Regions from separate parts of the Homo sapiens genome. Here region 2 is linked to region 1. A link is an interaction called in ENCODE POLR2A ChIA-PET data of the cell type or tissue named here. Cell type or tissue: PC-9. All regions are shown on one strand. Each heading gives the region's core, and the rest is flanking DNA. Links, peaks and the distances in the headings are about the cores only.

Region 1 (2,928 bases), core at 265-2,764:
CTCCCATCTTCTGCAACTAAAAGGGCGTGAGAGCCATCGTGTCCAACTGAGAAGTGTACTATCTTTGGAGATTTTGTAATTGGTAGCTCAACCCATTTTCCTGCTGAAGGACCACCTTGTTTGATTCCAAGACTCTGGTATTTGCCAGTGTAATATATCTTATGTATTAAAAAAAAAAAGGAATTATGGTACTTTTTGGAATAGTGCATCAGGTTTCACATGAGGAAAAAAAAGGACATCAATATTTTATTGAAAAATAAAATTCACATAAAAACAAACTCTTTTTTACACTATTCAGCTTCTGGGAGTTGAGCAAGAAATACACATATTTTGCCAAGAAGACACAGTTCATAATAGCTTTTTCATATCTTTTATCCATTAAGTTTCCTGTCTTCTATAGGCACAATTCACAGCACCCTAAAATAATTACAATAGTAACATCAAAGATAACAGATCACCATAACAGATATAATAATAATAAAGAAGTCTGAAATATTTCGAGAATTACCAAAGTGTGACACAGAGACACAAAGTGAGCACAGGCGGTTAGAAAAATGATGCCAACAGACTTGCTCAACTCAGGGTTGTCACAAACCTTCAATTTGTAAAAAGAGCAATTATTTGTGAAGTGTAACAAAACTAAGCACAATAAAATGAGGCATGCCTGTACTGTTCCCTACATGAATAAAATTTTATCTTATAAAAAATAATTTTAAATCAAAATTTAAAAGATGATTCTTCTTAAACATGCAAACTATATAAACTAATCAACAGATTGTATTTTAATCTCTTAAATCAGAGAATGCTCATTTTTAATCCAAAGAGAATAATTTACCTTTCCATTTGCTGTTTTCATTAGCGCAAACTCTCGTCCTGCACCAAGAATTGCTGACTCCTCATCAAATCCTGTACCTGAAATACGAGACTAATAAATACTATTGCATTTCTAATATGAAGAATTCTAAATACAACATGCACTATTTTAAGTGATTGCAATGTCAATTCAAAATCACTAAAAAACAAGGATGACAAAATGTCATGTGCTCAAATTTTTAAAAATATTAACCATAGGTATAGTACTCCAAGGAAAGATAAAGTTATCATAATCTGTTTCTCTTGTTCCAAACCAGTACCAAATTAATTTTTTAAATATACGACAAAAAAATTTAAAAATTCAATGTCAGCAATATTCCTTGAATTAATGTATAAATGCTCAAAGTTTTATTGAGCGTTTATTAGGTACCAGGCATTATACAATTCACAAAATTTATCTCATTTGATTCTCACAACTATACCACTTGGTTTACAAATAAGCATATATAAAGGTTGGAGAGGTTAGTCCAGACACAGAGTCATTCAAGCTTGGAACAATGCCATGCAGATATTTGAATTAAAGTATTTCAGATTCTCTGCCTATGTCTTTTTCTACAGAAAGACATCTTATATAGCTACTCCATCAATTCAAATATATATATATGTAAATATGCATATACACACACAGATCCTTATGCATATTTTCAAATTGTAAAACTATGAGTAATTGTAGCTTTACATATGGTACATTTTATGACTTTGTCCAGCTATACAAACTACTAACTAGTTTATGGGCTTTAAAAATTTTAAATCTGTAATTTCAATTCAAGATTTTTCTAGGGAAGAATTATAAAAATACTACATAATTAGAATATAGAAAGTAAAGCACTAATGCCAAGTTTATGAAATGTAATGAGATAACAGTCAAAAAAGATGGATCTTGCAAAGAACCCTACAAGTTACGGAAGGTCACTATTAAACCTGGAGTGGCATGGCAAGCCAAAACTAAAACTCTCAGGAGAACTCATGATCCTAATTACTTTTACAACATTACAAAAGTAAATAATCTAAGCCCAAGAAATACTCTGTGGTTATCTGTATTTCTCTATCCAAGTGAAAGATTACTGATCCGTGTGTAAGGCCAATTACCATTTTGACAATCTATGAGATCATTCTATAGTTACCTTGAAAATCTATTCAAGTAAAAACTTTAAAAATTTCAACGAGAGAACTATGTATATTGTTGTAATAACATTTACAACGTAAGTTTTCAAATTTTTAAATAGTTGAAAAATGATGCAGCATATAAACTAATGACATTCACCAATATCCATCCATAATTCTCATTAAATTTTATTTTCTTTTGCTCTATTCAAAGCAAAAAAGAGAAATTATTAGTCAATTCCTTAGAATGGTCTTCAAATATCATACTTTGTTTAAAGACTGTGTTTCCCAGTTATTTATTCATATTAATTCAAAATTATCCTTTATATTAATAGTAACAGACACAAAATAGCTGCTACAACATAAGCTGAACTGGTGAAAACACAATGTTCATTTTTAAGAGTATGAAAAATTGAAAATTAAAATATAGGGAAAACACTTAATTTGCTATCTTACTTATAATATGCAAGTCCTTTTCCAGATCGAATAGTGAGATACCACAGGCATGTAAGCATTTTCTAGCCAGTTTAAGTTGCAATTCTTGCTGTAGAACAGGTTCAGTGCTTGTGGCAAATATTCTGACAACAAAGCCATCCTAAGAAAAATAAAACATCCACAGCATTACATTACATAAAGAGGTCGTTCAAGGCTCTACAGTCTATCTAATAAAAGCTAAATAATTTAAGGAAAAGGAATTCCATTTACACTAGCTACTTAAGATTCAGGATACTTACATCTCTTGAAGCAGCTATCTGATTAATATATTCTCCATCAGTGAATAAAATATTTTGACCTTCAGTGTGGCAATCTGTGCAAAAGAAAAAGTATTTATATTACAATACAAGCAAACACCTTGCAAAATGAATTTACTCCTCTGTTGAAGTCAAAATGAGAGTTCTCCACGCAATAAGGATAAACTCAAAAGGAGACTGTGCTTTTTAATAAAGAATT
Region 2 (2,928 bases), core at 262-2,761, 160 kb after region 1:
AGTATCTGTTATAACATTTCATGAGAGCAAGTACAATGTCAACCAAAGCTTTCCTGCATTAAATAGGAAATACCTTTGTCTGTTTGAAGCTTTAAAGCTCATTAGTATGCTATTACCTTGACTTTTTAAAATTGTATGACTCTATCATATAGAATGCTCCATATAAACTTTTGTGGAAAACAATTTTAAATACAATTCAAAATATATCTGAGGGCTGACCTGGTATGGTAGAGAAGATATGTTCAAAATGTCATTACTTTTTCTCCTTCGGTAGAAGATTGAACAACTTTTCTGATTTTAAAGTTATTACATGCTCACATCAGCATCCCTAAGGAGCTGATATTGACCTATGAACATGCAAAAGCAATAGTCCTGCTGTTTTGCTTCTATAATGCAACAGAAAAACATTTGGCTTATACAATTAAGATAATCTGATTGCATCACAGACCTGTCTTTTTTGAGTTTAAGTGATTTCTGTCTCGTGTTGTATGGAAGAAAATATAATTTTTCCCATCTTTTAGTATCAGAAAATTTGCAGATCTTGTTGCTGAATGGCTTATCTTTAGAAGAAATTTTGAAATTGCAACATGAGTACCAGTTTTCACATGTGATAATTGATATGATTTACTGGTAGCTTTTTTAAGCAGAAGCATGTGTCTGGTGGGAAGTGAAAATTCAATCTGTTTGTGGTTTGCCCTCCTTGATATCAATCACGGATTTTAACTGATTTGCCTAGTTGCTTAGGCATCTTGTAGAGAAATTTTAGAATGAAGAAACTCCAGTGTATTAAATTCAATCTGTTACCTTGCTGATCAAGACACTTGCTTTTGCTGGGCTCAATTTGCTCCATTTCTCTCTCTCTCTCACGCACGCGCACGCACACACACACACAATCAGAATGAAATAACAGCAGAGACATTTTAATCTGCTTTAGAGAAAAATAAAAAGTGTAGTATTGTTTAATCTATTTTAGAGAAACATAAAAATATAGTATTACTAGGACTCTGTCTTTTCTGTTTAAGTAATATGCTACGCCAATATTGTGATGCCTAGCTGGTAGCTTGAGATCTGACCTCACAATGACAATGCTTTATTGCTCCCTTCATGCAGATGCCTGGTAACCAGGAGTCCTAGTTTAGCTCTTCAACACTCTTAGAAAATAATCTTTAGTTTCAGTGTATTTGAAAGCCTATTGATCTGCCACTAGTTAGACCCATAGACTAGCCACACCAGGTTTCTTACCCAAATTTTAACCCTGAAGATCCTACTACTTAATCATTTTCAAAAACTCCATTTAGAAGAACAAAATGAATACATTTTACTATTTAATATTTAAAACCTGGCCTAAAGGAATAATATTAACGTATATGAATATCTAATATTCATAGCTATGTATGCTATAGCTTTACCATTGGGGCAAGCCAGACCATGAAAGAACTGTACCCCACATTATATACATTTGCTTTCTGCTTCACATTTGGGTGTTATGACATCAGCTGCCCTCCCAGACCCACCGTTCTAGGGTACAGCAGAACTCAAAGTGTTTGTCAACTTGGACTTCCGCCTGTCCACTAGCTTGCCTTAAGCAGATTCTGAGGAGCTGCACTCAAGATTGATCCCCTATGTTCTTTTGGTCTCATATTCTCTAGCCTTTCTTGTAACAGGCATACCAGGTCAAATGAGGGACATCTGTCCATTTGCAAACAAGCCAACCTCATCCCTGAGGTCAGTGATGAAGTGCTGAGTAACGAACTGGAAAAGCAAATAAGTAAAGGAGTTAGGAAGGACACTTTCTTATTCGGAGCTCACTAGAGAATGTGATTTTTCCTGAACAACTGCATACTTCCTAGTATGCCTTTTGGTAAACTACCCACGTTTCCCACAATATGTACCTGATATGGAGAGGGAAAAAAGCAAACCATGGCGGTCTAAGCAGCTTAGATTTGATAAAAATAATAAGGTAATTGCATACATTTTGCTTTTGTTTTGTCTCTAAAACCATTGTCTTTCTCATGGGTCAAACTGGGCTAGTGGGCTGAGGATATTTTGTTTTTGAAAGGGTTTTAATAGCATCTCTGACCAAATTTGCTTCACTTAAAATATTCTTTAGTGAAACAAGATTACCTCCTCCCACCTCAATCCCCTACAACCCAGTTTATTAACTATGAGATCTAATGAAATTATTCTCAGCTGGTCCCAGAAAAACAACACACTCTGTTTACCAGCTTTTTTTAATCAACAGGATTAAGACATGTAGCTTCCAATTATGCATACAAAAGGAGAAATGGTGATGTTTTTGCTTTGTCTGAACAGAGTGGTTCCTTCAGTTCATTTTCCAAACCCTTCTGCCAGAACAAGCTGGTTCTTCTGGGAAGACGGAACTGCCTACGGCCATATGCACCCATCTGTTCTTCTCTGCAAAAATGTCTTGGCCTTTTCCACACAGAGCCAGTGGGTGGTGGGGGTGACCACTGCAGGTGGACAGGCCAGGTAAGCCTCGGTCAGGTAAGGGGACATTCGTGGTTAAATGTGCAAGTATAAGAAAACCATTAAAAAAGAAGAGTTTGCTGTAACAAAGTTACTTCTCTGCCCCTGCTGTGGGCCATTAGTTATTTCTCTGCAGAGAAATAACTTTCTTAAAGCAAACTCTGCTTTGTAATGGTTTTCTTATTGGCCCACAGCCCTCTGCTGGCCCTATACTCTGAATCTTCTTATAGAAATGCTCTTCTTGGTCTTTGCTAGACATTGTCAAATAGCTTGTTTATGTGCTGTTTGCATTGCAGCTCTGAGATCACACCTGTATGCAGTTCTATAATTCTTTTGCCAAGGACAACAATTAGCTTCTGGTTTTTTTGTTTGTTTGTTTCCTTGCTTAATTTATATTTCAACAACTCCTGGAAAATACACTTGAATTTGCAACCTCCACAA

What was found. Peaks named below come from ENCODE experiments on the same cell type or tissue, not always from the same donor. Only the 100,000 strongest peaks of a DNase experiment are listed, where the experiment ranks them.
Region 2: POLR2A ChIA-PET joins it to region 1 with 16 read pairs; 2 of 35 experiments call an interaction of 5 or more read pairs at or near these places.

What each region holds. Positions count from the first base shown.
Region 1 is chr13:77,261,218-77,264,145 of GRCh38, forward strand. MYCBP2 (MYC binding protein 2) reads right to left here. Exons shown (of 83, transcript NM_015057.5): 9 at 2,712-2,785; 10 at 2,434-2,572; 11 at 836-912; 12 at 1-158. Among named protein-coding and RNA genes, the nearest start is that of MYCBP2, 64 kb to the right of the region's middle. In PC-9, for the core only: no CTCF peak of the experiment used is centred there; no DNase peak of the experiment used is centred there.
Region 2 is chr13:77,416,301-77,419,228 of GRCh38, forward strand. It overlaps LOC124903185, which reads left to right and starts at 1,341. Exons shown (of 3, transcript XM_047430828.1): 1 at 1,341-1,960; 2 at 2,314-2,490. The coding sequence starts at 1,898. In PC-9, for the core only: no CTCF peak of the experiment used is centred there; a DNase peak (open chromatin) is centred at 1,801; H3K27ac peaks cover 414 bases.